2 separate regions of the Homo sapiens genome follow, and region 2 is linked to region 1. Evidence: chromatin loops called from intact Hi-C (ENCODE). Cell type or tissue: IMR-90. All regions are shown on one strand. Each heading gives the region's core, and the rest is flanking DNA. Links, peaks and the distances in the headings are about the cores only. Region 1 has its middle 100 kb from the start of CHD1. Region 2 overlaps RGMB (repulsive guidance molecule BMP co-receptor b).

Evidence for each region. A loop is a pair of places that touch in the nucleus more often than their neighbours do. Peaks named below come from ENCODE experiments on the same cell type or tissue, not always from the same donor. Only the 100,000 strongest peaks of a DNase experiment are listed, where the experiment ranks them.
Region 2: it touches region 1 in a loop (5-fold over the local background); 1 of 110 quality-filtered maps calls a loop at or near these places.

What each region holds. Positions count from the first base shown.
Region 1 is chr5:99,023,912-99,039,928 of GRCh38, reverse strand. No RefSeq gene overlaps it. Among named protein-coding and RNA genes, the nearest start is that of CHD1, 100 kb to the right of the region's middle. RefSeq lists enhancers at 1,494-2,157, 2,158-2,822, 6,446-6,505. In IMR-90, for the core only: a CTCF peak has its summit at 7,264 (motif pointing right); DNase peaks (open chromatin) are centred at 5,358 and 7,268; H3K4me3 peaks cover 833 bases; H3K27ac peaks cover 160 bases.
Region 2 is chr5:98,788,658-98,804,674 of GRCh38, reverse strand. It overlaps RGMB (repulsive guidance molecule BMP co-receptor b), which reads right to left. Exons shown (of 3, transcript NM_001366508.1): 3 at 8,181-11,590. The coding sequence ends at 10,922. Among named protein-coding and RNA genes, the nearest start is that of RGMB, 23 kb to the right of the region's middle. In IMR-90, for the core only: a CTCF peak has its summit at 8,145 (motif pointing right); a DNase peak (open chromatin) is centred at 8,224.

The DNA of each region.
Region 1 (16,017 bases), core at 4,443-9,442:
TTTACTTGGTAAAAATTCCTCCATCCCTTTATTTTGAGCCTACGTGTGTCTTTGCATGTGAGATGTGTCTCCTGAATACAGCACAGCAATGGGTCTTGACTCTTTATCCAATTTGCTAGTCTGTGTCTTTTAATTGGGGCATTTAGCCTGTTTACATTTAAGGTTAATATTGTTATGTGTGAATTTGATCCTGTCATTATGATGCTAGCTGGTTATTTTGCCCATTAGTTGTTCCAGTTTCTTCATAACATCGATGGTCTTTACAATTTGGTGTGTTTTTGCAGTGGCTGGTACCGGTTGTTCCTTTCCATGATTAGTGCTTCCTTCAGGAGCTCTTGTAAGGCAGGCCTGATGGTGACAAAATCTCTCAGCATTTGCTTTTCTGTAAAGGATTTGATTTCTCCTTCTTTTATGAAACTTAGTTTGGCTGGATATGAAATTCTGGGTTGAAAATTCTTTTAAGAATGTTGAATATCGGCCCCCACTGTCTTCTGTCTTGTAGGGTTTCTGCAGAGAGATCTGCTGTTAGTCTGATGGGCTTCCCTTTGTGGGTAACCCAACCTTTCTCTCTGGAAGCCCTTAACATTTTTTCTTCCATTTCAACCTTGGTGAATCTGACAATTATGTGTCTTGGGGTTACTATTCTCGAGGAGCATCTTTGTGGTGTTCTCTGTATTTCCTGAATTTGAATGTTGGCCTGCCTTGCTAGGTTGAGGAAGTTCTCCTGGATAATATCCTGAAGAGTGTTTTCCAACTTGGTTCCATTCTCCCTTTCACTTTCAAGTACACCAATCAGATGTAGATTTGGTGTTTTCACATAGTCCCATATTTCTTGGAGACTTTGTTCATTCCATTTCATTCTTTTTTCTCTAAACTTGTCTTCTCACTTTACCTTATTAAGTTGATCTTCAATCTCTGATATCCTTTCTTCCACTTGATCAATTCAGCTATTGATACTTATGTATGCTTCACAAAGTTCTCGTGCTGTGTTTTTCAGCTCTGTCAGGTTATTTATGTTCTTCTCTAAACTGGTTATTCTAGGTAGCAATTCATCTCATTTGTTTTTGAAGGTTCTTAGGTTCTTCCTATGCAAGGTTCTTTCTTGCATTGTGTTAAACATGCTCCTTTAGCTCAGAGCAGTTTGTTATTACCCACCTTCTGAAGCCTGCTTCTGTCAATTTGTCAAACTCTTTCTCCATTCAGTTTTCTTCCCTTGCTGGCGAGGAGTTGTAATCCTTTGGAGGAGAAGAGTCATTCTGGTTTTTGGAATTTTCAGCCTTCATTGGTTTCTCCCCATCTTCGTGAATTTATCTACCTTTGGTCTTTGATGTTGGTGACCTTTGGATGATGTCTCTGAGTGGATGTGCTATTCCTTTCTTTTTGTTAGTTTTCCTTCTACCTTCTAACAGTCAGGACCCTCTGCTGCAGGTCTGCTGGAGTTTGTGGGAGGTCCACTCCAGACCCTGTTTGCCTGGGTATTACCAGTGAAGGCTGCAGAACAGCAAAGATTGCTGCCTATTCTTTCCTCTGGAAGCTTCGTCCCAGAGGGGCACCTGCCAGATGCCAGCCAGAGCTCTCCTGTATGAGGTGTCCTTCAGACCCTACTGGGAGGTGTCTCCCAGCCAGGATACATGGGGGTCAGGGACCCACTTGAGGAGGCAGTCTGACCCTTAGCCGAGCTTGAGCACTGTGCTGGGAGATCCACTGCTCTCTTCAGAGCCAGCAGGCAGGAACATTTAAGAATGCTGAAGCTGCACCCACAGCCGCCCCTTCCCCCAGGTGCTCTGTCCCAGGGAGATGGGGGTTTTATCTATAAGCCCCTGACTGGGGCTGCTGCCCTATTTTTCAGAGATGCCTTGCCCAGAGAGGAGGAATCTAGAGAGGCAGTCTGGCCACAGCTGCCTTGCTGAGTTGCGGTGGGCTCCACCCAGTTCCAACTTCCTGGATGCTTTGTTTACACTGTGAGGGTAAAACCGCCTACTCAAGCCTCAGCAATGGCAGATGCCCCTCCCCACACCAAGCTCAAGTGTCCCAGGTCGACCTCAGACTGCTAGGTTGGCAGCGAGAATTTCAGTCCATGTTAGCTTGCTGGGCTGTGTTGGGGTGGGACCCACCGAGCCAGACCACTTGGCTCCCTGGCTTCGGCTCCCTTTCCAGGAGAGTGAATGGTTCTGTCTCGCTGGTGTTCTAGGTGCCACTGGGGTATGGAATAAAAAACTCCTGCAGCTAGCTTGGTATCTCCCAAATGGCCGTGCAGTTTTGTGCTTGAAACCCAGGGCCCTGATGGCATAGACACTGGAGGGAATCTCCTGGTCTGTGGTTTGCAAAGACCATGAGAAAAGTGCAGTATCTGGGCTGGGGTACACTGTTCCTCAGGCACAGTCCTTTACGGATTCCCTTGGGTAGGGGAGAGAATTCCCAGACCCCTTGCGCTTCCTGGGTGAAGCAACGCCCCACCTTGCTTCAGCTCACCCTCCGTGGGCTGCACACACTGTCCAACCAGTCCCAATGAGTTGAACCAGGTACCTCAGTCCAAAATGCAGAAATCACCCACCTTCTGTGTCGATCTTGCTGGGAGCTGCAGACCAGATCTGTTCCTGTTTGGCCCTCTTGCCCAGGAGGCTGATAACCCAAGAGATTCTTTCCTGAGTCCTCTTCACTCACAAATTGTAAAGAATTGTATACCTACATGATAGGTTTACAAACATACCTGTCTTTTTTTTCTAATTAGTAGATAATTATCTTATTCACTCTATTCCTTATCACATATTCACATTTTATTCACATATTCATTCCATTCTTTATCAGTTCAGTACTTCATTTTCACCAAATAGTTTTTGGCTTTCCATAGAAAAGTTAAGTTTTCGAGGACTCAAATATTTCTTTTTATTTTGTCATGTGTGTGCAAAGTGTGTGTGCATGTATGTGTATGTGCACACTACTTCAAAGTAGATTGAGGAAGAGAGTATGTATATGCTTTTTATCATAATATTTTAATTATAAAATTTATATACTTCCACCTGGAACTATAAAAATCCTGGAAGAAAACCTAAGGAAAACTCTTCTGGACATTGGTCTACTCAAAGAATTCATGATTAAGACCTCAAAAGTGCAAGCAACAAAAACAAAAATAAACAAATGGGACTTAATTAAACTCAAAGGCTTCTGCACAGCAAAAGAAACAATCAATAGAGTGAACAGACAACCTGTAGGATAGGAGAAAATATTTGCAAACTATATGTCTGAAAGAGGGCTAATATCCAGAATTTACAAGGAGCTCAAACAGCTCAACAACAACAATAACAAAACAACCCCATTAAAAAGTGGGCAAAGGACATGAACAGACATTTCTCAAAAGATATACACATGGCCAACAAGCTTATTGTTAAAATGCTTAATATTACTTATCATCAAAAAAATGCAAATTAAAACTACAATGAGATATCATCTTACACAAGCCAGGATGGCTATTATAAAAAGTCAAAAAACAACAGATGTGGGTGAGGGTGTGGAGAAAAGGGAATGCTTATACACTGTTGATGAGAGTGTAAATAAGTACAACCTCTCTGGAAAATAGCATGGAAATTTCTCAAAGAACTAAAAGTTGAATTACCATTTGATCCAGCAATCCCACTACCGGGTATCTACCCAAAGAAAAAGAAATCTTTATCTTGAAAAGATATCTGTACTCATGTTTATTGCAGCATGGTTCACAGTAACAAAGACTTAGAATCAACCTAAGTATCTGTCAATGGATGAGTAGAGAAACTGTGGTATATGTACATACAATGAATGACTAGTCAACCATAAAAAAGAATGAAATCATCTTTTTCAGTAGCATGGATAGAACTGGAGGCCATTATATTAAGTGAAATAACTCAGAAACAGAAAGTCAAATACTACATGTTCTCACTTACAAATGGTAGCAATGTAACATGTACACATGGACATAGAGTGTGGAGTAAGAGACACTGGAGACTCAGAAGGATGGGAAGGTGGGAGGGGAGTGAGGGATGAAAAGTGGCTTAATAGGTGCGATGTACATTATTCAGAAGATGGTCACACTAAAAGCCCCAGACTTCACCATTATCCAAAATATCCATGTAACAAAACTGCACTTGTGCCCTTAAATTTATACAAATAAAAAAAGTTTTAGATGTACATACTTCTGATAGAAAGTAGATACAAAATCACCCATTATTTCATAATCAAAGAGTAATAAAATTACAATGTATGTCTTCTCAATATGTTTTTATATATGCATTTTTAACTTAATTTGTTTTAAAATTTTTACCAAAAAAGTCATATTATATAAATTTTAGCCTATTTTTCCCTTAGTAGTACATTATAATATTTTCACATATCAAAAAATATTATTCTATAATATGATTTTAAAGGAATCATAGTAATAATGGTGTTTTTAAGTAATTGAACAATATTCATCTTATGAGTAACTCCTTAGAGATAAAGCAACAGAAAGAATCCATAACAGCAAAAAGTGTAGTGAGCTTTTTATTTGTTTTTACATATCAAAGTAATTTTTGCCAAATGCCTACTGTTTGTCTTTTATGTACTGGGAAAACAAAGATAAGTTTTTAGAGCAGTTATAAGATAGGTAAGTTAGTCAAATATTATGTGATGGGTACTAAGACAGAGATAGTCCTACGCGGTACAGGAACACAGAGAAGAGGCCTCTAAGTAAGAATGAGAGTCACCTGTAAAGTGACACTAACTAAACTATTGAAGGACAAGGGGATTGGGAATTGCAGAACAAACAGCATAAGTAAAAGGACTGCCTAGAAACAGTCAATCATTAATTCACAAACTGGCTTGATCATAAAAATCAGTAGAGACTGCCAGGCACAGTGGCTCACGCCTGTAATCCTTGCACTTTGGGAGGCCGAGGCGGGTGGATCACCTGAGGTCAGGAGTTTGATACCAGCCTGGCCAACATGATGAAACTCTGTCTCTACTAAAAATACAAAAAATTAGCCGGGCGTGGTGGCGGGCACTTGTAATCCCAGCTACTCAGGAGGCTGAGACAGGAGAATCACTTGAACCCAGGAGGTGGAGGTTGCAGTGAGCTGAGATCACGCCCCTGCACTCCAGCCTGGGCAACAAGAGCAAAACTCTGTCTCAAAAAAAAAAAAAAAAATCAGTAGAGACATAAGCCCCACTCCTGGAGATTCCAATTTAATATGTTTAGGGTCAGGCCAAGAATCTGCATGTTTAATATGTCCCCAGAAATTCTTACATTCAGTCAAGGTTAAAAAACAATTCTAGTCCCTCCAACTGGAAACCTGCTTGTTTTACAATATAGCAGTAAGGAAGTAGCCATCCCTGAAGCTTGGAAAGTGGCCAAAGACAGAATGTGTGGGTTAAGCCTTGAAGTTTATCCTGAAAGATAAAGGACTGAATCTGAGTTTGCAGAGCAGATTAGCATTTTAGAAGGATCACTCTGTAAGAAACGGAGTATGATGTGTAAGGAAACCTTTTGAGGAGGCTAATGTAGCAATTTAGGTGAGAAGTCATTAAGACCTTAATTTAAAAAGTGGTTATGAGTTTAGGAAAGAGGAGAACAAGAGATACCAAGGAATTAAAAGCCACAGGGATTAGGGATTGATTGAGTATAAGTGAGAGTGACCTAGGAAGACTCCCAGGGAAGTGGATTGGGTGACTGGATAAGAGATATGCCATTTATGAAAATGTGGCATTCAAGTAAAGCGCAGGTTTGAAATACATAAGTTCACTTTTAGATATACTGAATTTTATTGGAAATTCAATCGTAGGTTCCATCGCAAACTCAAAACGAAGATTTGGCAGGAGGAAGTTTGTAATATAACAGTGATCGAAGTTGAACCCATGAGGAAGATAACACTTACTGTTTAAGCAGAAAAAAAGGGAACCTACAATGGAGACTAAAAAGAATTATCTTTTTTCTTTTTAAGGAAAGAATAATGCCACAGAAAACAAAGGAGAAGGACTCCAGAAGGAGAACTGCTACCGATAAATCAAACAAAATAAGGACAAAGCAAAGTTCCCTGAACTGTGCCTTATGGAATTCAATGGTGCAGGTATCAGGAGCATCTCCTCTGCACATGTTTCTGGTGGGCTTGGCCAATCAAATGTTTCCTTCCTAGGAGCTAAATCTTAAGTGGTGACACAAGGAGGAAAGGTAGTTGAACCTTAGTAAACATACATGATTATGCATGTCCACGGTTTCATTTCAGTGGTCCTGTACTTTCTGCCCTCAGGAAGCTTGACTGTTTAGTATTTTCTTCTGTTCTGCATTATACCAGTATATTTCCAATGAATATCATTTTTTCCATAAGTTGTTCTCAATTTGTTTCTTTGGCTTATAATTAGAGACCCAAAACTGCCAAGGTAATTTTACTTTTGCTTTCATTTTCAATAAGACAAACCACTGTTCTGTTTATTTTCTGAAGTAAAACAGGAAAGAGGGCGATGATTGATATAATAAAGTCATTGAGTACACAGAAGAGGATGGAATCCAATCTACAGGTTGAGAAATGAGCCTCGAGTTAGATGGGCACCTTTTCCAACAGGAAGGAGAAGTAAAAATGCCAATAAATAAGCGAATAAGTAAGAGGGAGAGGAAGGTGCCGTTTTCACTTTCTGCCCTTGCCTTTTCACAATGAAAAGGACAGAATCATCATTTGCTGAGTGTAAGAAGAGTTGGTGGTTTTGACAGTAAGGGAAGTAAATGTTTGGAATACCCACTGTCAGTTGATCAGAAGCACCTTCACCATAACTGAGGACTCAGCCTTGGTCAGAAAGCAACAACATACAGTGACATCAATTGGTATGGCTGTGTGATTTTTCTCCAAGAACTCTCAGCTGCTCAGTTCCAGAGTCAGAGAAACAGGATGGCTGGATTAAGAGTTGAAAGTAATATTGAAAGCATAATTTAAGTAGTGGACACCAGTGTGTGGAGCTGAACAGGGAAAATGGGAAGACAGAAGGAGACTAATTGATTAGGAGAAAATGGAGGGCTCAAAGCATATGGGGTCATGAGGTCAAAGGGCAGGCATAGTTCATATAAGGACCAGAAAGTTACCAAAAACAAATGGTGAGGAAAAGCAGATGTCTTGTCTAAACATGAAGCCTGTATCTGAATCTCCCTATGGATGGAGGGTTCACGTTTATCTACCTTCAGACTGCTCTACTCGGCTATCAGTCAGTCTTTCTTAGGATTCCTAATTTGTTTTTCTGACTTTCGCCCACAAGCTGGATGACCACTTGGTGGAGCTCCTGCAAAGAGAATGTCAGCCCATTGGTTAACAAGATACCCTGAAAAACGAGATTCCATAAAATTATGCAGTTCACTGTAGCCTAGTCCAGTAAATGGTGGACTGATTGAGAAATACTTTTTTAAAAAAATGTTGTGAGCTACCCTTTCCCTATTGCTTCCAACAGAATGACAGCTGATTCTGGTACTTGGAGCAACCAAAATTTCGGAAGGTTCTTTGATCTTAATGCAGCAATGAGTGTTCCCTCTACTGCTAGCCTAAGCCTAATCTAGTCCTTCATCAGTTGTAGAAATATAATATCTTTAAGAAAGGATAGGAAAAAGAGTCCATAATTAAGACACTGTTCCTTTAGGCCTAGCCTATTAATAATACCTTTAATCTACTTTACCTCGCGGGTTTAAAAATAATTCTGCCTGTTGCTTAGTGCCACCCATACTGCTGATGATGAACAATGATCTGTTGCATAAATTGCCACCTACCTTTTATTCTGTAGCAGCCATTCATTACAACTCTAAGGCCAGTAATTACCAGTGATGAAAGTGGCATTATCTGCCGTGACTTTCTGTTTGGTTTTACTTTGAAAGTGCCTTAGCTGGTTACCTTACTTGGATAGTGTAGACCGTTCGAGTGCCATAGACAACTTATTCTCCTATCCCTGGCATAGTCCCCCAAACAGTGCCTTCATTACTGCAAGGAGAGAGTGTGGCTTAATTACACTATATTCATCTCTATGACAAGCCAGACAACTCAAACCATAAGGTTTCATTACATGGTTCTTATAGTTTCATCACGGTTTATGACCAAGAGCACATACTTTCTAATGCAGTGTGAGAAAATCAAGATGTAGTTAGATTAATTAATTTGCAGCAAAATACTATCTGGAACATCAGGAAGACTGGCAGGTGCTTCCAGTTCAACTCCATGTCATAGATCAAATTATAAAATTTCAATAAGCAGTTTCTCTTCTTTTAATTGACAGATATAATGGTTACTTTTAGCTGTCATAGAATTGAATAAAAATCTGAGATAATAAGATAATAGGATGTTGACATGTTTTTAGGTGGCAAAAATAAACCTTAATATTGTGTCATCAATTTCTTCTTCTCTGCACCTATAATTATGCAGGCTGTGTGGATTTCATTCTTTTCATACTGATAGTGTTATACTATATTTGGTCACATTCCCCCTAAGATGATGAGGCTAGATTATAGATCTGGAGCAAACTTTTGCCCTTGGATTGTTGACAGGCACTGCAACTTAATTAAGTTGACATTTCTAGCATAAATTCCCAGAGATAGAAGACACCTCAGAGAATCTTTTATCTAACCTTCTGCCCACTATAGGAAATCTCTCCACAGCACACCCAACAAGTTGCTTTTCCAGTCTTCCTTGATTTCATCAGCATCCCAAATTATTCACTGGGTGTTTACTCATGGTTCTGCTTTCTTCTAGGAAACATACATACACAGAGTCAAATTTTCTACTATCAGAGAGGACAAAAGGGAAATGAGTTGTCTGACAGAGAGAAATGGGCAAGGACAAAGGGAAAATCATTAGTGGAAAGAAAAAGTAGCATTAAAGGGCAGTATGATGAGAAACAGGAAGAAGAGATGTATGCAGTTTAAGCAGAGCAATCACTTTCACTAAGCCCTTTTCATTCTCTTGCAATACTCTCAGGAATTACAGATTGGAAGGCACTGCACTGGTGTGGAAGTAGGCTGAGAAGAAACATGGGTTGGACACAGTGGCTCATTCCTATAATCCCAGCACTTTGGGAGGCCAGGGTGGGAGGATCACTGGAACCCAGGAGTCTGAGACTGACCCTGGCAACATAGCAAGACCCTATCTCTACAAAAAATTTAAAAGTTAGCCAGGCGCGGTGGCACATGCCCATAGTCCCAGCTTCTCAGAAGGCTGAAGTGGCAAGATCACTTGAGCCCAGGAAGATGAGGCTGCACTGAGCCATGACTGCACCACTACACTTCAGCCTGGACAACAGAGTGAGACCTGTCTCAAAAAAAGAAAGAAAAGAGAGAAGAGAAGAGAAAAAGAGAAGAGGAGAAGGAAGGGGAAGGGAAGAAACATGGACTGGAGAGAAGTGTCAATGTCATTATCAGAGCCTACACTGGCATTAATGTGACCAGTACTGTGTCTTTGTTTGGGGGTTAAGAAAGAAGGTCTACTTAGGTCAGTACCTAAGAAAGATGCATTCCTCTATTTGTAATGCTCACTTCTAATCTGTCACCTACCTGACCCACTAACTGTGGACCCACTAACTCTATTAACAGTAGGTATAATTGTATTAGTATAGATCTCTTTTTAAAAAGATGAAACAAGGGCTTATGTGCAAGGGATTATTTTGGGAAATGATCCCAAGTTTTAAGAAGTGAAGGGACTGGAGAGAGTAAAATAGGGAAGAAAGGAAAGCAGTATCAGGGGAAGAAGGTCTCAAGTTGAACATGACCACAGATCATGATCCATTGAGAATCCTCTAAAGATCCACACAGAATGAGCCTCAGAATTCTGCAAACAAGGGACAGAAGAAGGTGGCATTTATCCACTGGGTCTGTCCCTGATAGGTCACGATTTGCCTTAATGACATTAACCTCTTGTATACAATGTGTGAGGCAGATCTGTTACCTACCACAGACACCCCAGTTGCCCTGTAGAGTTAGCAATGGGGCAGAAATTAAGAAAAGCCAAGTGTGGCCTGGCACAGTGGCTCACACCTATAATCCCAGCACTTTGGGAGGCCGAAGCGGGCAGATCACTTGAGTTCAGGAGCTTGACACCAGCCTGGCCAACATGGTGAAACCCCCGTCTCTACTACAAATAAAAAATTAGCTGGGCATGGTGGCAGGCACCTACAATCCCAGCTACTTGGGAGGCTAAGGGGGGAGAATCACTTGAACCCATGAGGCTGAGTGCACTCTAGCATGGGCGGCACAGCAAGACTCCACCTCAAAAAAAAAAAAAAGAAAAAAGAAAAGAAAAGAAGAGAAAACGCAAGTGTAGGTTGAATAATGGACACTTCCACATTAAAGAAGACTAAAAAGATCTAAGAAGTAAATGCTATGTGTGATCCTGTTCAATTCTGAACCAGAAAAAAGTCATAATTCATAAAAGACATGATTAGAAAAATTTGCAAACTTGTATTAGGTGTATTGATTCAAATATTATATCAATGTCAAATTTCCTAGGTTTGATCATTTTACTACAGTACATAGATGAATATGCTGGTTCTTAAGAAATACACACTGACGTATTTAGGAGTAAAGGAGCATGACATCTGCAAGTCACTTTCAAATGGTCCTGTATATATGGGGGCAGGGTGGGAGAGAGAAATCAAATGTGGTAAAATGTTAACATTAGTGAATCTGTGTGAAGTATATGGGTGATCTCTGCACTATTCTTGCATCTTTTCTATAAGTTTGAAAATATTTGAAAGTAAAAAGTTTAAAAACTGTAAGCTCTGGACCAAAGGGAATTATAGCAAGGGTTCAAAAGACCTGAGCTTTAGTCCAAAGTCATTGATGCTTGTTGTTTCTGTTTTCTCATCCAGAAACTTTATAGAATTACTGTAAGAACTAAATAAAGTGATTTATGTAAAAGACGTTTGAAAGGTTTAAAATAACATACAATTGTGTAGTATTGTTAGAAATGGGAGTCTGACATTTGAAGACGGCTTAATAGGGTGTTAGATCATGTATCAGCTAAGCAGTGACAGACATATACAGAGAAACAGAAGAATGTGTGGGTTTATAACTTGAAAGTAGAGAGCATTTTAGGTCATTTTCAGCTACTAACTCCTTATTCCAAATTGGTACCCTGTAACAAACTTTAATTATCTACTGTATACTAGACAATATGTATATTGTAAGAATTGCAAGGATGAATGATTCATATTCTCAAGGAATTTAGAGTCTATTAGAGGATAAAACTACAAAACTAAAAATCAATCATATGATCTGTTAAGAAATGACTACAGAAACAAAAGTAAGAAAGCAGCAAATGTGAGGTTTGAGGATAGAGACAGAAGAATTTCTGACAGGAAGTAATTTTTGAATTGAGCCTTGATGAATGAGAATATCACTTAGAAATAAGAAAAGGAGGACCAGGTGCAGTGGCTCATGCCTGTAATCCCAGCACTTTGGGAGGTTGAAGCAGGCAGATCACCTGAGGTCAGGAGTTCGAGACTAGCCTGGTCAACATGGCAAAATCCTATCGCTACTAACAATACAAAAAAATTAGTCATGCATGGTGGCGTGCACCTGTGGTCCCAGCTACTCGGAAGACTGAGGCACAAGAATCTTGAACCCCGGTGGCAGAGGTTGCAATGAGCCAAGATCGTGCCACTGCACTCTAGCCTGGGTGACAGAGTGAGACTCTGTCTAAAAAAAGAAATAAGAAAAGGGCATTTTAGGTAAAGAAAATGGCTGAGGAAGCTATAAAAATACCTTACATATTTAGTCTCTTTGCAGTTTTTTGCCTCCTGTGTGACAGCTTCCCCACATTACACTCCCTAACTAAATACCCATGAAGCCATAAGAATTCCCTCCATTTTTATTTCTTGTTTTGTCACCAACTTTGAAATTTGATAGTGTATTAAAATAATGGATGGTCCACCACAGTCATGAAGAATGAATAGAACCTCCTGATAAAAGTGGTTTTTGTGAGTTTTTTTAGGGATGGTTAATTTTTTAAAATCTGATTCTGGAATGCAAGAAGATTATAAAATGTTTTTAAATTTAAAAAAACAAACATCTGTATACCATGCTGTTCTCTTCTTTGCATTGGGATTTGGGTTATTTCATAGAGCATTTTAATTAATGGTGCAAATTAGTCTAATTACCAAATTAGTCTAAAGCTCTCAGAAGTGAGGTCAATGGATACACATGCTGTGGAAAGGCCAGACTTTTCATAAAGCCACAAAAACTATTTTTGGTACCCAGAAGATGACTTGGTTAGTATCAAAAACAGTAAGATCTACCTTCATTTAGGACATAAGTGAAAGACACTTCTGTGGTTAATAAATTTCACTGGCAGCAAGGGAGTAGAAGCCCCTAGGAGATACACTCCACTGCTTCTACAGAGAGGTAGAAGTGGAGTTTCAGTTTTAATTTTGCACTGTCTTTCTTTGAAATGATTCTAGCTTCTGCTTTTGAACAAACAGTAACAGTTTCTGATCCCTGTTTTACTGTCATTGAATATCAAATGGAGAACTTGTTTCTGAGACAGGAAATGCTAGTGAAACTCCTCGCTCCTGTCAGCACTTTCTAAGCAAAGTCAGGCACACTGCTTGCATTCTCTGTATTTGGAGATCTTCATCTTTACACGATGCTTATTGCAATCTGGAAGCTAAAATAATCCATACTCAGGCTTCAATAGCCTAAACTGTTTTTTTGTTTTTGTTTTTTGTTTCATTTTTGTTTTTTTTTTGTTTTTTTTTTTTTTTTTTGAGACAGAGTCTCGCTCTGTCACCCAGGCTGGAGTGCAGTGGCAGGATCTTGGCTCACTTCAACCTCCACCTCCTGGGTGAAGCAATTTTCCTGTCTCAGCCTCTCAAGTCCCAAGTAGCTGGGACTACAGGCATGTGCCACCATGCCCAGCTAATTTTTGTATTTTTAGTGGAGACAGGTTTTCACCATGTTGGCCAGGCTGGTCTCAAACTCCTGCACTCAAGTGATCTGCCCCCGTCAGCCTCCCAACGTGCTGGGATTACAGGTGTGGGCCACTGACCCAGGCCCAATAGCTTAATCTTCATATTTCACACCTGGAAAACTATAATTATAGTACTGCTGACTTTTTAAACTGGTACAAAGACTTATCTTAGGCAATGTCTAAAAAGTGCTCTAATCACCTTAGAAGAAAATTATGCACTCTACAAATCACAGACTTGGGAGGCTTTGTTAAAAGTAACCTGTTCCAACACTGCAATATATGAATCAAGAATCATTTGTATGATACAGTGAATTAAGATGGGTACTCTGGGCATTTTATTTTGAAAGGTCAACAAAATGCAACTTGTTAGAACAGTTTTAGCTCTGTAGCCTATGGCTACCAGTTTACGCTAAAATAAGTCTTTTATTATACACAGTGACAAATTCTTCCATCTCTTCAGCTCTTTTCACCAATGCAATGTATACTGAGTAGTATCTCCTTCAGTTAGTTTAGGCCATCTCTGGCTCTTCTGGAATATTCTGTCCCTCTCAGGGCTGCATTTGATATGCACTTTAAATGTATTTTGCCTATAATTTAAAAGATAGGATGGGGCTGGGCACTGTGGCTCACACCTGTAATCCCAACACTTTGGGTGGCCACAGAAGGCAGATCGCTTGAGGTCAGGAGTACGAAAACAACCTGGCCAAGATGGTGAAATCCCATCTCTAATAAAAATACAAAAATTAGTCAAGTATGGTGGCAGGCACTTGTAATCACAGCTACTTGGGAGGCTGTGGCACAAGAATCGCTTGAACCCGGGAGGAGGAGGTTTCAGAGAGCCGAGATTGCGCCACTGCCCTGCAGCCTGGGTAACAAAGGAAGACTCTGTCTCAAAATAAATAAATAAATAAGATAGCAGGATGGGTGCAGTGGCTCACACTTATAATTCCAGCACTTTGGGAGGCCAAGGGGAGAGGATCACCTGAGTTCAGGAGTTTAAGACCAGCCTGGACAACATGATAAGACCCCATCTCTGTAACAATTTTAAAAATTAGCCAAGAGTGGTGGCATAAGCCTGTGGTCCCAGCTACTCGGGAGGCTGAGGTGGAAGGATCACCTGAGCCCATGGGGTAGAGGCTGCTGTGTTTGCACCACTCACTCTAGCCTGGGCAACAGAGTGAGATCCTGTCTCAGTCAATCAGTCAGTAATAAATAAATATAAAATGATAGCAGCTGGTAGTCAGCAGAGGCGGCAAGGGAGATTTCCCAAAATAACGAAATTCTCAAGATTCTATCCTCAGGATAGATTCTGAAATCCTCAGAGAATTTGGAAATTCTCAAGAGGTAGTTTTGCTAACACACATCCACTTGTAATCCATATTGTCTTTTCTCCCTTGGGGTGCAAGGCGTTAATTAACAATATTTAACTTAAACAGACTCATAGTGCTACAACTAAGGGAATTCCTGAGCTACTTCCTGTTTCCAAGTCCCTGGCCAAGCCGCTCTTGAACTGCTCCACCCCCCAAAACAAACAAATTCTTTTAGTTAATATTTAAACTCTGTTCATTTGAGCTTTATTCCTTTGACCCTAATGCTTTAACTTCTGCTAAAATAAAAATGCTCTTTGTACTATTATTAATTATTTATGCTCTACTGTGATGGAAGAATCCAAACAATTTTGATAGGTGACTGCTTAAGCCTCTGAGAGTGAATTAACTGTATTGATCTCTTTGAGAATAAATTAACTATTATTGCTCATTGCTCATTTGCATGTATAAGCTCTGGACTGGATACGTTTTTTAAGACACTTAATATTTTAAGGCACTTAATTATTGTGAGACTTTATATATACATATATAAATATATACACATATATGTATGTATGTATTTTTAAGTCTCACAATAATTCTACCAAGTAGGCATTCTTTTTCTGAAATGGAGTCTGGCTCTGTCTCTCAGGCTGGAGTGCAGTGTCACCATCTCTGCTCACTGCAACCTCCTTCTCCCAGGTTAAAGTGATTCTCCTACCTCAGCCTCCCGAGTAGCTGGGATTACAGGTGCGTGCCACCACACCTAGCTAATTTTTGTATTTTTCATAGAGAGGGTTTCACCATGTTGGCCAGTCTGGTCTTGAACTCCTGACCTCAGGTGATCTGCCCACCTCGGCTTCCCTAAGTGCCGGGATTACAGTGTAAGCCACCGCGCCCGGCCCAAGTAGGCATTCTCTCTATCTTACGAAAGGGAAAACTGAGGTTCAGAAGTTGGGAAAGGTTTACACCACCTGTAAGTGACAGCCAGAAATTGAACTCATTTGTGTCTATCAGATGCCAAAGCAGGGGTCACAATTTTGCCTAGACTCAAAATGACATATGCAGGTTCTTATTTTAGATGGTAGCAGGAAGAGAGTAGATGGGTGAGAACCAGAGACCCAGGAGAAGACTGGGGCTGTGGTATAGGAAACACAAGAATAAAAGAAAATTGTGGCCAGGCACAGTGGCCATGCCTATGATCCCAGTGCTCAGGGAGGTCCAGATGGGAGGATCACTTGAAGCCAAAAGTGTGAGGCCAGCCTGGGCAACATAGTGAGGCTCTGTCTCTACAAAAAATTTAAAAACTTAGTTGGGCATGGTAGCATACCTGTAATCCCAGCCACACAGGAGGCTGAGATAGGAGGATTGCTTGAGCCCAGGAGTTCAAGGCTTCAGTGAGCTATGATCGGGCCACTGTACTCCAACATGGGTGACAGAGTGAGATCCTGTCTCTAAAAAAAATTAGTTAATCAATTAATTAATTAAAATGGAATGAGAGTAGCAAAACATGAGGAAAAGTACATCTACTCAGTTAAGAACATTTATTGAGTAACTACTTAGAAGACACTGTGCTAAATCCTGGCACAAATATACACAAAGATGTGTATATTAATATATAAATGCACACATCTTTGTGTGTATATAAAAATATATATTAATATATATTTGTTATTTAAGGTAAAATACATAGTTGCTCTTTAAAAAATGTAGACAACAAGCTGGACACAGTGGCATTAGCCTGTAGACCCCGCTATTAGGCTGAGGAAAAAGGATCA
Region 2 (16,017 bases), core at 5,024-10,023, 240 kb after region 1:
ACTTTACTTTATTGAAATTATGGATAGGCATTATAGAAATAAATTATTGTTGATATATTAAAACCATATTAGTCCATTTTAAAACATTTTATTTCAAAGTTGAGCACTGAAGGTTGAACATAATATTCCTTTTTGCTAGACCATATGTTCTTCCAGGAAAGAAAATGGGCCTATTTAGTGTGGAATTTCCAGTTTTTAACAGAGTGGCTTGTACTTAGTAGGTATTCAATAAATGTTTGTTAAATGAATTACTTTTCCATTTTATGCTACATTCAGTCCAATTTTTCTACTCACTAAAATCTCTATTCTATTGCAGGTAGTTATTTTATAAACTGAATTCATAATACTATCCTGTGATTGCCAAAGAATGTGGTTCTGATGAGTGGACAAGTTTCAGCACATTTTAATGTAGTGATTAGTAATGCTGAAGCTTACATAAGGTTTTATTGACATTATACATATGCATATGTGTTTATACAGATGTTTACGCACAAAACAGGCTATAGATTCTTTAGCCCGATTTGTTGACCCCACTGATTTAAACAAAGATAATACAATTCATTTTTGTATTTGCTATGGACAAGGGGAAAAATTCATTTTTATAATAATTAAACAAGTGTTTGATAAGTAATATTATAGGATAAACATTTACATTTTAGTGACAGTATTCTCAAATATTTTAGATGCCCTGTTAGCAAACAATTAAAATGGTCATTTTTAGTGTTTATTTATTCATAAAAGGGAGTTAGCTTAATAGGGCTATTTGTTCAGACTTTGTTAGTATTTTCTTTCAAGTAGGTACTAAAATTCAGTGTAAACCTTATAGCAACAGTAAGACACTATTGGGCAGGATCATGGCTTCATATGGGGAGCATGAGTTTTAGAGTCCCAAGGAGTCTAAATTCTAATGTAAGCTCTGTCCCTCACTGATTGGTGATCAATCTAATTACTCAACCACTTTCCTCAGTTTCCTCAAATCTCATAGAGTTTGCAAGGTGCCTGCATTGTGTCTGGCCATAGTAGGTGATCAATAGATATTAGATCCCTTTGCTTCCCCTGCACTGGATACAGGATCAGTCTAGTTCTAGAACCAACTCCCTCCCTTCCATACAGCCTCCATTACTGATATCTCTAACAGGCAAGTATCAGAAAAAGTGATTACCATAAGCTTAAAGCCTTTCTGATTATAAAATCACATCTGTCAGCTTACTCTTGACTCCTTCACTTTTTGTTTCTTCTAGTTTCAGTTCTAGTTATACTCTTGAAGCATTACCAAATTGAATCCCTCCTTCCCTCCCTCCTTCTCTCCCTCCCTTCCTTCCTTCCTTCTTCTGTTTATACATAGTGGGCACAACTGTCTTCTCTGGGCCCAAAACAATAAATAGGAAAAATTTTCTTCCTTATGGACTTTACATCCTAATGCTGGAGACAGACAATGAACACATAAACAAGGACTGTAGTAAGATAATGAAGAAAAACAAAGCAGGGTGCAAGGGATGGGGTATCATTTTAGATAGAGTGGTCATGATGGGCCTCTCAGAGCCTGAATAAAGAGAAGGGCTTTACGCCTGCAAATATCTGAGGGAGGAGAGTGGATGAGAAGTCCTGAGGCAGAAGCATACCTGTCCTAGAAGAAGCAAAGATAGATGTGGTTAAAGTGAGAAGGGGGTGGGCCGAAAATTTAGACCATATCAGCCAGCATAGGGCTAAGGATTGTTTTTAACTTTTTTGGAAAAAAAATTGAACTTGCAGAAAACTTGTAAAAATAGTACAATGAACTTTTGTATATGCGTCACCTAAATTAATTATTAAATTTCTGCCACATTCAGGCTATTTATCTAGCTATGTATACACATACACATTACCATTATCTGCTGAATTATTTGAGAATAATTTGCAGACCTTTTACTTCAAAATATCTCAGTGTATGCCTCTAAGAACAAGGATATGCTCTTTAATAATTCATAAAAATTTAACATTGTATAACACTATAATCTAAGAGTTCATATTCAAATTTTATCCGTTGTCTCAATAATGTCCTTTAAGAACCATTTTTCCCCCTCATCAGGGTCCAGAATCCTACACTGACTGCATCTAACTGCCATGTCTCTTTAGTCTCCTTTAGTCTGGAACAGATCCTCAGCTTTGCTTTGTCTTTTATGACACTGCTCTTTTTGAAGAGTACAAGTCAATACTTTTGTAGAAAGTCCATCAATTTGTGTTTGTCTATAGGTTTTGAATTTTATTCTAAATGTGATGAAAACCAGGGGGGAGTTTTGAGCAGGGAGTGATTCTATTATGTTTTGTAGGTTCTATCTGGTTGCCACATGGCGAGCTGGAGCCCACAGAGGAGCAAGTGTGGAGGCAGGAAGGCTCGTGAATAGTGTCTTGCTATAGTCCAGGTTAGAGTCCATGGAGGCATGGGCAGGAGAAAGAGTCAGCAGGGAGACCTTTCGAATGGTCAGATTTGGAATATGTGTAACATAGTTTTCTGGTGAACTTAATGTACGGTGTGAGACGAAAAGAGACATGGCCAATTCTTTGAGCCACTATTTAAGCCTGAGCCCTGGTGAAGGGTGGTGCCATCGCTAGACACAGGAGGAGGCTGTGGGTTGAGCAGAGAGTGTTTGTGTGTGGGTGACAGGAATCAAGTGTTTGGTTTTATATTTGTTACATTTGAGATCTTTATGAGATATTAATGTGGAAGTGATATGTAGGTAGCTGGAAATACAAGGCTGGAATTCAGGTGAGAGACTGGGATTGGAAAAGCAAACTATCTAAATCTCAGTACTGATAACAAGAATACCTACCTTTATTAAGCACCATTGATGTGCTAGGTAATTTGGTAGGAGCTTTATATATACATAACACCCTCAAAACTCAACAAATACAGTGATATTAGCATTAATAGCACAACTTTCCAAGATTCTTGCCCCATCTGCCTCCTATAGATTCCACTCAGATACCTAGGTGTGAGTGCTACAGGGATGAATTACATGGGCTTTTGGATAAATCTTGCTAACTGGGTGGTGCCTCTGCCCTGTACCACTTCCTCCGAGTGTGCCTGTGTTCCTCCTGCTGTGCCCAGCTGGACTGCTGCTTTTCCTGAGGAGCTTAGACTGTCCTGGATGCTGTTGCCCAGCACTGCTGGGCGCTGGTGCTTTGCTTTCTCCTGCTGCGCCACACCACCAATGCCTTAGAGCCCCAAAGTGCCAAAAATTCAAGAAGGCCTGTGGTGAAATGAGGGAGATGCCCACTGCTCTTTTTGTATTATGCTATCTTACCTGGCCTAAGCTAAGCCAAAGGGATTCTCCCCTGAGGATGTGAACTCTCTGTAGGTGGACGAAACTATAACTCTGTGAGGTGGCCATGTTCCACCATGGGTACCTGCGAGGTAGAGAAGTCAGCTTGCCAAGTTCGAGAGGAGAAAGTGACTTTAGAGTCAGAAGCAAAGATGAGATCCTAACAGCTTCCCAGGCTCCATTCCTGCCCTTGGGTTCCACAAGGTACCTCTGTAACCATAAAATAAATCCCTCCCTTCTCCCTTCATGCTGGAGATAGTTCAAATTAGATTTTATTGACAAAACCAGTCTTGGCCAGTTATGCTCTCTAATGCCTGAGGGATCTATATAAATTTTAAGCCGGGCGTGGTGGCTCACGCCTGTAATCCCAGCACTTTGGGAGGCCGAGGGGGGCGGATTACAAGGTCAGGAGATTGAGACCATCCTGGCCAACATGATGAAACCCAGTCTCTACTAAAAATACAAAAATTAGCTGGGTGTGGTGGCGTGTGCCTGTAATCCCAGCTACTCAGGAGGCTGATGCAGGAGAATCGCTTGAACCCGGGAGGTGGAGAGTGCAGTGAGCCGAGATGGTGCCACTGCACTCCAGCCTGGCGACAGAGTGAGACTCTGTCTCAAAAATAATAATAATAAAATAAATAAATAAAAATAAATTTTAAAAACCATGATATGAAAGGATACATGGTTGCTCCCTGTCACTGCTCTTCTCCATAAACACCTCAAGCATTGCCTGTATTTTTGTCTCCCTAATCAGTGTTTCTATTAGCTGTATACAACTTTGTTAATCATCTCTCTTCCACCCTTCTCTGTCACTTGCTCCATGTTCCCTTTCCCATTTCTGTTATTTTTATAGTTTTTTGACATCTTTTCATTAGTTTTTTCCCATGTTGCCTTTTTATTGAGCATCTGTGTAAAATTTCTCACAACGCCTCTCACCTCTCCCATTTGAAACCATTTTAAGATCAGAGAGGAGAAGGGCATTGCTCAATTGGGCCAATTTAAATCTGTCAGCCTTCATGGCAGATGGCCTCTTCTCTTTCTTTTCTTCATTGTCTATTTCAAGCAATTCTGAGAAGATAAGAATGCTATCGTTGGCCTAGGCTGAGCGGGAAGGGATCTGTGGATAAGAATTACGGTGATGATGTGAGCACTGGAAGCCCAGTTTCCACACCTTTTTTATACAACCCTGTCTATCGAAACATTTCAGAGTGTCCTTTCCCAAAGTTCGATGCTCTCTATGCTGGGACTATGATTTGCCAAGGTGTACAATACATGACTAGCAGTGGCTAGCAATAATTTCTCCAGTAGTAGCTTTTCCTCAGAGTTCTTTCTGTCCCCAGTTTATCCCTAATTCCTGAAGTTATGTCCAGGGCAAATGGTTACTCACAAGTCAGTGTTATTTTTTTAGTAGGTGCTTTAAAGAACGTATGCTGGATTTCTGGGGTGGCTGCAGTGAGGGGGCCAGTAGGAAGCACCTGATATGCACAGGTTTTGCATTTGGTCTCATGCATTCTGCTAGGAACCATGTGCACAGCACATCTCCCTCATAGATGTGAATAAACTCTGCAAAACTGTGGCCCCGTCCTAAATTCTTGGATGTTCACAGGGGCATACATGCAAATTTCATTCTAGGAATAGCTTATAGGTTTGCCAGTTCCCAAAGGTGAACATACAACTCACTATCAATCTTAGGTCCATTTCTGAGTAATGCAGGTTGAACACTAGGTTTGTATCAGGTCCCATGCTAAAAACTTTAAAATGCAGCAAATTGAACCTCACAATGAATGTTGGAGGTGTGAATTTCTTTTAGAATTCTTACTGTAAAGATGAGGAAACTGAAGCCTAAGTACAGCTTGGCACGTCTGAGGCCACATAACTAGTAAAGTAGGTGGATTTAAACTCAGAACTGTCTACTCCACAGCCCAAAATCTTGACCACTATGGTATGCTGCCTCAAGGCAGAATATATAAAATAAATGACCATGCACAGATGAACCCTTCAAAATGGCCTGCAGCTCAAAATGTAACCAGAATGCATTCCATATTTATCATTTTGCTTTGTGAGCTCTTCCTGTCCTGTTGCTACCCTTCCTCCCAGCTCCCCAGGTACACTTCCCCAACCTTCAAATGTCATCCAGATTTCCAATTTGACAGGATGCTGAGGATCTTGTATGGCATGCTGCCTCAAATTATTTCACTCCTTTTTCCTTTTCCTTCCCAAGAAGGAAGATGAACATTCATGAGCTGACTCAGGCCGAGAATCTTTCCCTTCCACTTAGGGTGAGCCAATCAATAGCTCTACCCACAGTCCTCACTGTGCTGATGACCAACACTGCATTAATGGCATTGCTATTTAGCAGCGCAAAAGAAGGGCTCACTAGAAAATAAATTTATTGTCCCCCTCCATCTCCCCCTTCAGTGAATCCCACCTTACTGCTTCCTGTTAGAAGGCTTTGGAAACCCTGTGGGTTATCAAATAGCACCATTTCCCTTGGCGGTGTTACACTATTGATTGAGATAATGTTATCTTCTGAAAATGTCATCTATGGCAGGTGCAATTCCTACTTGGTTAATTCATCTGTGGCTAGGTCTTGTATATTCAATCTGGTAGCAGAATGCTTTTTTTTTCCTTCTGGAGTTGGAGTTTTCATTACTGAAATAAAAAATGGGTCATAGAAATATTACTCATGAAGAACTCAGAAAACATTGCCCTGTTGCTTTCTTCCTGCTGAAGTTTGATAGGCCTACTTTATTACATTGCAGTTGGCAGGACCAGTTTACTCAATTGGTTTAACATCATTCCAAGGAGGGTGAGGGCATCCATTCTGGCTTTGTAGAATGTTTGTTAGTGTATCCTGCTGGGTGTTGGTTGGATTTCACACATATTTCACCGTCAGGGAGCCATGACATAACCTTTTGGGTACAAAGGACAGCATATTCTATTATTTAGTTGATAGTATCAAATGGCATGCTTATTAGAGGTACCTGGGGGAAGAAGAGCAGAATTTTTTTTTTTTTTAAGTCTCGCTCTGTCACCCCAGACTAGAGTGCAGTGGCATGATCTCAGCTCATTGCAACCTCTGCCTCCTGGGTTCAAGCGATTCTTCTGCCTCAGCCTCCCGTGTAGCTGGGATTACACGTATTCGCCGCCACACCTAGCTAATTTTTGTATTTTTAGTAGAGATGGTAGTTTCACCATGTTGGCCAGGCTGGTCTCGAACTCCTGACCTCAAGTGATCTGCCCGCCTCGACCTTCCAAATTGCTGGGTTTACAGGCATGAGCCACTGTGCCCAGCCAAAGAGCAGTAAATTTAAAGGAAAATACCATCTAAATAATAACAATTGCTTTCATGTGACTTGTCCATTTGGAAGACATACAGAAAAGGGATAGAAGCAGAAAGAAACAATATGGTTTAGGTTTAGGTAACAATATGGTTAGGTAGTGAAATAATAAAGAACTTTGAAACTGCTCCTTGAACATCCTGATTACTTTCTCTGTGGGGGAGACATTGGTTCACATACAAATAGAACAGGGAGAAAATCTGCAGCAAGGTATCTTTGCTCAGAAAGGACAGCAGCAATCCAAGACTGTTATCCCAGCTAGTTCCAGACAATAGAATACTGCCAATGCTACAAAATTAAAAATAAACAAGATAAAAAATAAATCAGATAACAGGACTCTTAGGGTTGATGTCGCTGTTGGGATTTTGGAGTTGACGTTTCAGTCCCCAAAGAGCTGGAGTTCTGGGAATGAAGACAGAATGGTAAAGAATTATTTTTGACTTTAAGCATAAAAGTCAAATAGTCTATAGCACATTTCGTTCTGCTATAGATTATCTGCATTCTTTCAGCACAGACACATCACTGGGTACTCAGTGACTATGTCATTTCATCCTATTTTATGTGGTTCAGCTGATATGATTGTCTTTTTTTTTTTTTTTTTGCTCTGAACTGCTACATGTAAATAGTCAACTGCAATGGTTAAGCTTTTTTCTTTAAGAAACGATTATGGCCAGGTGTGGTGGCTCATGCCTGTAATCCCAGCACTTTGGGAGGCTGAAGCAGGCGGATTGCTTGAGTCCAGGAGTCTGAGACCAGCCTGGGCAACATGGTGAAACCCTGCCTTCAGTCTCTACAAAAAATACAAAAATTAGCTGGGGATGGTAGCATGCACTTGTAGCCCCAGCGACTCGGGGGGATCACTTGAACCCTGGAAGTTGAGGCTGTAGTGAGCTGAGACTGCACCACTGCACTCTGGCCTGGGTGACAGAGTGAGACCCTGTCTCCAAAAGAAAAAAAAAAAAAAAGAAGAAATGATTACATGTATGTTTATCCCAGTCAGAATCTGATCCATTTAGTATTCTACCTAATACAAGTAACAGTGCTTCTCTGTGCCTTTTGTTTCAGTTATTTTCCTAACTTTTCTACCCTTTGGTGTGTTTCTTGAACAAAGACCAACTTGTGATCTCTTGATGTCTCTTTTTAAAACCCAAGAAGTGAGGATTTGTTTTCAAAGCCAGAAAATCCTGCCTTCCCAAATCCTCCCCACCAGGAGGAAGTCGTTACTGTTCACATCACCTTAAAAAGAACTAGAGTGCAGGCTGTATGTCTTCAAGGGACCAAAACTGTTACTAAAGACAGAACTTTGGGACAATACTAGTGGACCAATCTCACTGATACGGATTTGTAACTGCTTAAAATTTCAAAAGAAAAAAAATGACAGTAATGCTATAGTTTTGAAAATCAGCGAATTTGTGGGCAGGTGGCATGACTTATCAGTAACCTTTAGGGATTTTATACAATTCCCCCTCCCCCGACTCCCTTTCTTCTGCAGCTCTCAGTTCTTCCAGCAGGTGTCCCTATAATCACAGAACAGACATTCCACAGCAAGGTATGTAACTTTATTTTTCTAGCATAATAATTTAAAGTATTTACACACTGCACACTCACTGTTTTACACAGATACGTATTCATATATCTATGAACCACATCTAAAGGTTTCTTTGCAAAGACTCGACACACTGTTGGGGGGGGGGGAGCTTCCAAGCATAACAAAGAGGACAAAAAAAAGTTTTGAGTCTTTTAAAGACAGCCATGTGGAGCATCTGTGAAAACCAGTGTTTCCCCCGTTTTAAGCTCCCCCAGGAGACCTCTGAACAGCTATAGCCTATCCACATGTTGGTATGACCTGAAATTCTTCTAGCTAAGGTTTCAAGAACCAACATGTGCAAGCAGCATTTTTTCTAGAAATCTCAAAAAAGGAGAAAATAAACCTGGCCCTTACGTAGAGAAATACATCTATTTCTGAAAGTAATCTGTGGGGATTGTTTTACAGGGACACCGATTACAAGGGCAGAATAGCAAAATACACTATTACTAGTGATGCAGGGTGCTTTTAAATGTCACTTCCAGCTAAATGATATGGCAAAATAACCCAATCTTCTTTTCCCAACTATCAGTAAGGGTGGTTGTTATTTTCCCTGAAAAGAGCAAAGGTATATTTATTAATGATACACACTCTAAACCCAGATCCTATAGAAATTTCTTCTATTGCTTTTACTTCACTTTCATATTATTTGCACAAAAATAGTGGTTATCCTCCGTATTTTTTCCTCGCTTGTACTACTCAATTATAAAACAAATTATTAACGATAGCTTCTGAATTTGGTACATGGCATCATAGGTGAACAAAAAAAGCCACAGTTCAGAGCTGATGGTCAGTCCGTCTCTAGTCCAGCTTCTATAAAAGGAAGGCGGGTTTAGGTTTCAACTCTCTATAGTTGAATCTCCATGAGTAAGAAGGAGATGCCTTCCTTATTTTCCCAGACTGCCCAAGATTATTCTCTCATCAACACAAGGTAGAGGTTTGCCACCTCTACATGAATTCACAACTCCACTCTGTGACTGGGTGGCACATCAGTTCGCTAAGAAGTTAAACTTTACAAAATGACGTCCTCTTCCTCTTGCCGGTATGGGCCTCTGGCAGTGTCACTGATCAATAGGACATGGCAAAAGTAACTACCTGGAGAACTAAAACTAAGCATAATCTTGGCCTGAACTACTACGGTAAAGATAGTATCTTTTATTTCTGTTTATGTAAACTTATCAACAAATTATTAAAGCAGAAACTCTATCACTTCTTGGAACTAAAGATTTACATCTAGCTATAACAATAGAAACCTACCTATCCTGGAGTTAACTTTCTCAGATTACTGCTCCTGACTTTTGCTGTTCTTTTCCTTTTGCAAGGGGGTGCCAACAATGGATGGAAGAGGCAAGGAGATCTTACTTTATAGGAATTTCTCCAAGTTACAACGAGCAACTGACCAAATCATATTCAACTACAGGTGTTGAGAGAGAGAGTACCTGACTTCAGACCACCTGGGAAGCACAATGCTTAGTTAACAAGAATATCTGGATTAAGCAGTGCCGAAGTGGCCGCACACCGAGTCAGGCCAAGGAAGCTCTTCTGTCATTGCCGCCCAACTCTGTTCCACTTTGCATGCAGACATATCAAAGACTGTGATGAAGATCATGGTGGACAAGGAAGAATGAAAAACTTTGTGATGGGATCTGGGCCTCTACATTAGAGAAAGAACCTAACAAACCCCAGTTCTTTGGATTCGTAAGGTGAGGCTGAGGAGGGCTTACTGGAGTTGGAGACAGGGAGAGCTGTGTTTCTGGGCTCAAAGCCAAGAAACGGTTAAGAAGAGGGGCTTGCATCAGTCATATAGATTAAAAAGAGCAAGGCATGATAATTACTAAATTTATAGTTTCATGTTTTAACACAGAAGAGTCAGAGGGAAAACTGACAATTTAAAACGGGGCATGGGATGAGAAAAAGTCTAGGAGTTACTGAGATGCCTGGTACTTATCTACAAAACTTCCATCACTAGACCCTTTTGACCTACGAGAATAGCAGTTTCTATGGTTCAACCTAATACACTGTATGGGCTCAAATATATAACAATTAGAATTGAGAGTAATCAGAATACCAATAATACCCCCCCTTCTGAAAAAGTAACAGCTCTTAGATGAAGAGAGCTTCTTAAGATCAGCGTTTAAGAGTCAAAGCACCTGTAAGGGAGAGTTAACGACCCTTTCAAATCAAGTGAGGGCAGAAGGGTGAGGGCATAGTTCAAAGGAACGAGGCAGCTCCACCGGAAGGTGGCGAGTAAAAGCTGCACACCGTGGCAAATCAGTAGCAATGGGAAAGGGCAGGAAGGTACAGCCAAGAATAGCTACAAACAACTGGTCACCTTCAAAGGAAACGCTGCATATGGATGTCTGTGTATATGTACTATACATATCAACCAAGCACACACATAAATATTTAATATATAAAAAATAAAGTGCTTTCTAACAGGTCCCTGGGCAGGGACATTATAAAACATTTCACAGAACTGCAAAACAAAATTGATACAATCAAAGAACACTACATCCAACATATGTGAAAACAGCCAAACACAGTATGTACAATCTGGTGGGTGTCCCAGGACAAACATCCTGTCATATACATGGTATATACATATATACTCTTTTACTCAATATATTATGACAATATATATTTTAAAATTTTGTTATAGACAAAAAATAAAAAACCAAAACAAAAGACAACCCCTACAAAAACACGATAAGGATCAAGCAGGTGAGTCCTAGACTGACAGACAAATCACTGCCTCCACGGGGAGTCCCATTGCCACTGCTGGGGAAAATGTGCCAGCGTTCCTTCCTTGGGTGCAGGGCCTCCACATCCTCCAAGGCACTGTGGGCTGCGGCAGTAAAGTTGGCATCACCAGTGGTGAGCAGGTCGAAGACACAGGACTGGAAATAGATGTCCTTCACTGGCATCTTCTCATGGCATTGAGTGTTGGCAGTCTCCAGTGTGTAGCCAGGCCAGGCCTGCACCAAGGAGGTGCGAGGCAGGCTGTGTCCCAGGATGGCAGACACCTGGCCCTGCCCGTCATCGATGCGTTCACTCAGGGGGCAGCCGTTCACGCACAGCTGCAGGTCCTGGCTCTCCTCGTAGGACATGGCCAGGTCTTCAGGCATACGGATGGCAAGGGTCAGGTAGCGACCCACCTGCCGCACAAACACTGTGGTCCCTATATAGCGGGCGTGCATCTCCACATAGTGGCCACTCTCCCTTTCCACGATACGCAGGCTCTTGGCATCGCTGTCCCCACCACTGGTGGTGCCATCCACAAAGGCGGCCGGCAGGTCATCTGTCACAGCTTGGTAGACTTTCTGATCTGTACACTCATGGTGGGCTTTGAAGATAATAGTGATCTGTGGGAAGGAGCATGTACAAGGTTTAACAGAATGGGAAGGAAGCAGAACGGGGTAACCCTCTGTAGCAAGAGCTCCCCGCCATTTTGAAGCTGAATGGCTTAAGGCGGAATCTCCAAAATGGACCCAACTGCTTGCACCTCAAAAATGGATATCACTTTCAGAAAATATTTTTTAAAGTCCTATATATTTAGAACTAAAGTTTAAATAAATCTGTGCATCAAGACAAAACTTTTTTACTTTCCTAAGAGAAAGAGTGAGCAAGTGAGCAGTGTTGCTATCAGAATATCGGTTTTTTTTTTTTTTTTTTTTTAAGTGACAGGGTCAGCTCTCTTGCCCAGGCTAGAGTGCGGTGGCACATTCATAGCTCACTGCAACGTTCAACTCCTGGGCTCAAAGGACTTTCCCACTTCAGCCTCCTGAGTACACAGGACTAAGGGCATATACCACCATGCGTGGCTGATTTAAAAAACTTTGAAGTGAGGGGGTTGGTGGGGGGCGGGGGGGATGGTGGAGGTCGGGGGTTCCTCACTACGTTGCCCAGGCTGGTCTTGAACTCCTGGCCTCAAGCGATCCTCCCACCATCATCTCCCAAAGTGCTGGGATTACAGGCATGAGCCACTGTGCCAGGCCAGATTATGGGCAATTTTTATTGATAATTTATATCTTGTCTGCTTCCAAAGTGGATGAGTCATGGCATAGTTCTGAGAAAAGAAAAAGGCTCGTTTCTGAGTTATTATGCAGAAACTTTAAAGGGCTTAATTAACAATATACCTAACAGAACTTTGCTTCCTACCAAGATTCTTCATAGGATTAAAAAACTGTATCCCATGACTCACCACTACAAACTTACTCGAAATACAGAGAGAAAGAGTTGAGGAGGGGGCACCCCAGTAACAGCCACCACTCATGTACCCCAGGAAAGATTTCTATTAGTCCCTTAATCAAATGTTTCACATCACTGGCTAATCCCTGCGACAGGGAAATCACCTGGCAAATATAGCTCCTAAGCACTGGCAGAGACTGAATACCCTAAACCTAGTTACAGCAAATGTTTTCCCAAACAGCACCAGAGTCCCTTAACTCCTCAGAAATCTTTTCCCAGCCAACTCTCGATTCTCCAAACTAAGCACATAAATTCATCAAAGAAAAAAAATTACTAATAATACAAAAGCTTCTCTTTTGTAAACCCATGTTCTTTCCTGCAGAATCCTTTAATTAGAACAGTTAGTTAAAAACCTTGCACACCTTCACCTCCAACATATCCAACATCTCTGGTACAGGTGGTGGAGGGAAGACAACTATGATAAGACAGGGGCTGCTGTGTCACACAACATGGAGAAACTATTTCAAAGAAACAAAAAAAGACCAGATTTTGAGAATTGTATCATTGCTAGTAACTGAGGCAACAGGGTTCTCTCTTCCTTCTTGAAAAAACAAAAAGTATCAGGTGACTTCAGTCAGGAGGAAGGTAGACAAGCCAAACACTCTATGAATTACTCGGGATGGAGGAAACCTTCTACCTCCTGCAAGGAAACTAATCGAAACAATAGACCCTTGTGAAAAAGACCAGAAAATGCACCCCCCTCCCCCCGCCTGCCCACCCGAAGTCCTCACCACCACCCTCAAGTTTATGTCTTAAGTTTTTCTCCAACTCGGCCAGCATTTGCTCACACTATTTAATTCCACTTGTTCCCACTGGTGTTACTTGACTGGAATTTTCCAGCCATTTCATTTTACTTCAGCCAGTTATAAAGCCAGATCTGAACCAGCTGCACTGTAGCAACCGGTTAAATTCATATCCGCTGTGTGCAGCTGCAACTAAAAGCCAGACAATGTACTATGAAAATGCTGGGTTTTCTCCCTTCCTAATTACCCTGAGCCACAACTTGATTTCACTACCAGCCTTCTCACATTTCAACACCTTCTTAACAACCCAAAGGAGGTGCATCAGAGATGATTTCAGGAAATTTGTTGTGCATCCAACCATAGGACCTTTCAGAGTGAATGGGGGTTTTGAGCTAGATATCTAACGGGACCATAAAATAGATTTATTTGGTGGCTCTAAAATCCGTTGACAAGTGTTTTTTTTTAAGGCATGCTGGGATCCCTTGGAGATGAAAAGATTGATTCAAGAAAATTTTGCACCTGAAAAAGTTGAAAGTCAACAATACAGATGGCTAAAATAAGAGTTAGTAATAGACTTTTTATATAATCACTATGCTCATTTTCACCTGTAACATCTACTCAAAGATTAAACTCTTCAATGACGGCTAAATAATTCGTCTTTCTAGTCTAACAAACCTAAAATTTAAACCAACTTGATATTATCTGCAAGAACTACTTTTTTGTTCACCTTAGGAAAAACAAAGAGGATTTACTTGTGTTGGGCCAACAAAGCAAAGATAACCGATTCCAAACAAGTTTCCAAAAAGCAAGCAAGGGTCCATATTGAGATGAGTGGAATGGTTCCATATGTCTCACCACGGCTGTTTTTTTCATTAAGCACACCAATTCCAACTCAGGAACTCAGGATTCATTTCAAACACCTCCCACAGTATTGTCCTCTGCTATGCCAGTGACATTAACAATAACTCCTACCTATCTAGAAGCTCAAAACTTGTTTTCTGCTCTAGTATCTACACCTACAAAATATCCTAGTTAACCTAAAAGATTTGTCTTTCCAATTTACTAGTAGTGATTTGCTGTGAGACAAGTGGATATTTCTCTTGTTGTTTCCCAACCAAGCAAGGTAATTCTCACACAGAGCATATGTGTAGAATTATCCCTTGAATCAAAATGCTGAGGGGGGTGAATTGATTGTAAAGCATGAGTGGGTTTCCTGAGTAGTCCCTTGTAGTTTAAATATGCACTGAGCAGGTACCTAGAGATATAATCAATGTAAATTTAGAAAACACTGGGTAATAGTTTCACATGACTTAAGTTTTATAATGCACTTTCATTCCTCATAACAATTACAACATGAGCTTTTAAAAGGCAAGTACTCAGCCAATGAAGGGCAAGAAATTCATTTCAGACTGTCTTCCTCTTCAGAAAAGCAAAATTTATTCATTCTTAATTCTTACTTTAGAAACAAGCACAATTTAATTGGAATTTTAAAAAACACCAAACTTTTAATATTTCCAGCTAGCAGCCACTAGAAAGTAAAAACTGAATACATAAAATTGTATTTCAAAAGCTCACAGATAATTTAAAAACGTTAGCTATGCTACTTACTTTTCCCCTCTATGAACTAATATATATGCTGTCATAACTCAATTTGGCACATCTGTTCTATGCCACACCATTTATTATTGATAGATGGCATTTCTGTGCATTTAAAACATCAATGCCTTTTGTTAAACCTCCTCCACCCAGCCCCTCTCAACCCCCACCTTAGACAAACTACTTCAGTTCTCTTCATTCATTTTTAATGTTTCACTCTCCTAGATCTTCACCACCCACAAGGTTTATTAGGAAGAGAAAGACAGCAGCTACAAATCAACCTTTCTACATGAAATAGGCAATAAGAACTTACGAAGGTTTGCTGTGAAATAATTTTAAGAGGCACCTGCCTCTCCTTTCCACCGGGAGAAAAAAAAAAAACATATTAAATGAAAATTAGGTAGCCAACAAAGAGGGAAATACACAGGTACTGCCTCGCCAAGAGGTACAGAGATATCTATCCAAAGCACAGCAGCCTTGCAAAATGCCACAAACAGGTTTTAAAACAGCAGACTTCTCAAATGGCTGTGCACCTTGACTACTTGTGCGTAATATATTTTGGAAGAAACATTTATCTGTGTTTAATCAGGCCATTTGGCACTGTGAGTGTAGGACTTTTCTGGAATCCTCAAAACATGAGAGCCAGACTTTAGGAGCTCTCATCTCTGGACTCTAGACTGGTCAGTAAACTAAACTGAAGAGGCACAGAAACTAGCTTGAAACACATGAAAACATAATTTTGATATGCACCTGGTTAAAATTCTGCAGTGTCAAAGAAGTCGATGAATTTTATTTCATATAATTAGCTGATGTGTCTACTTTGCCATATCATCTGGGTGCAATGATAGGTTGAAAAATAGAAGACTCTAAGGGAGAATAAGCCCACGGTGCTCACAGCCCCTTTTACTCTTAACACATGGTTAACAGCATGCAGCCTCTACAGTCTTCCCCAGTGAACAAAAAAGAAACCATTCCAACAAGAGCACATGTTTCAAAGGAGAAAAACATATACATGCTCTCTCTCCATTCCTAAAAAACCCAAATTTTACTTCCAAGGGTCAATTTTTCTAAATGTTACGAAGTCAGAGACTAGGATGCTCTGAAGCACCTAAAGGAAGTAGAGGCCTTTGAAAGCACCTTCCTTCAAGTGTCTTCCCTGGTCCCACTCCTCCCTACCCGCCAGGGTAATTCTGAAGTGTGGA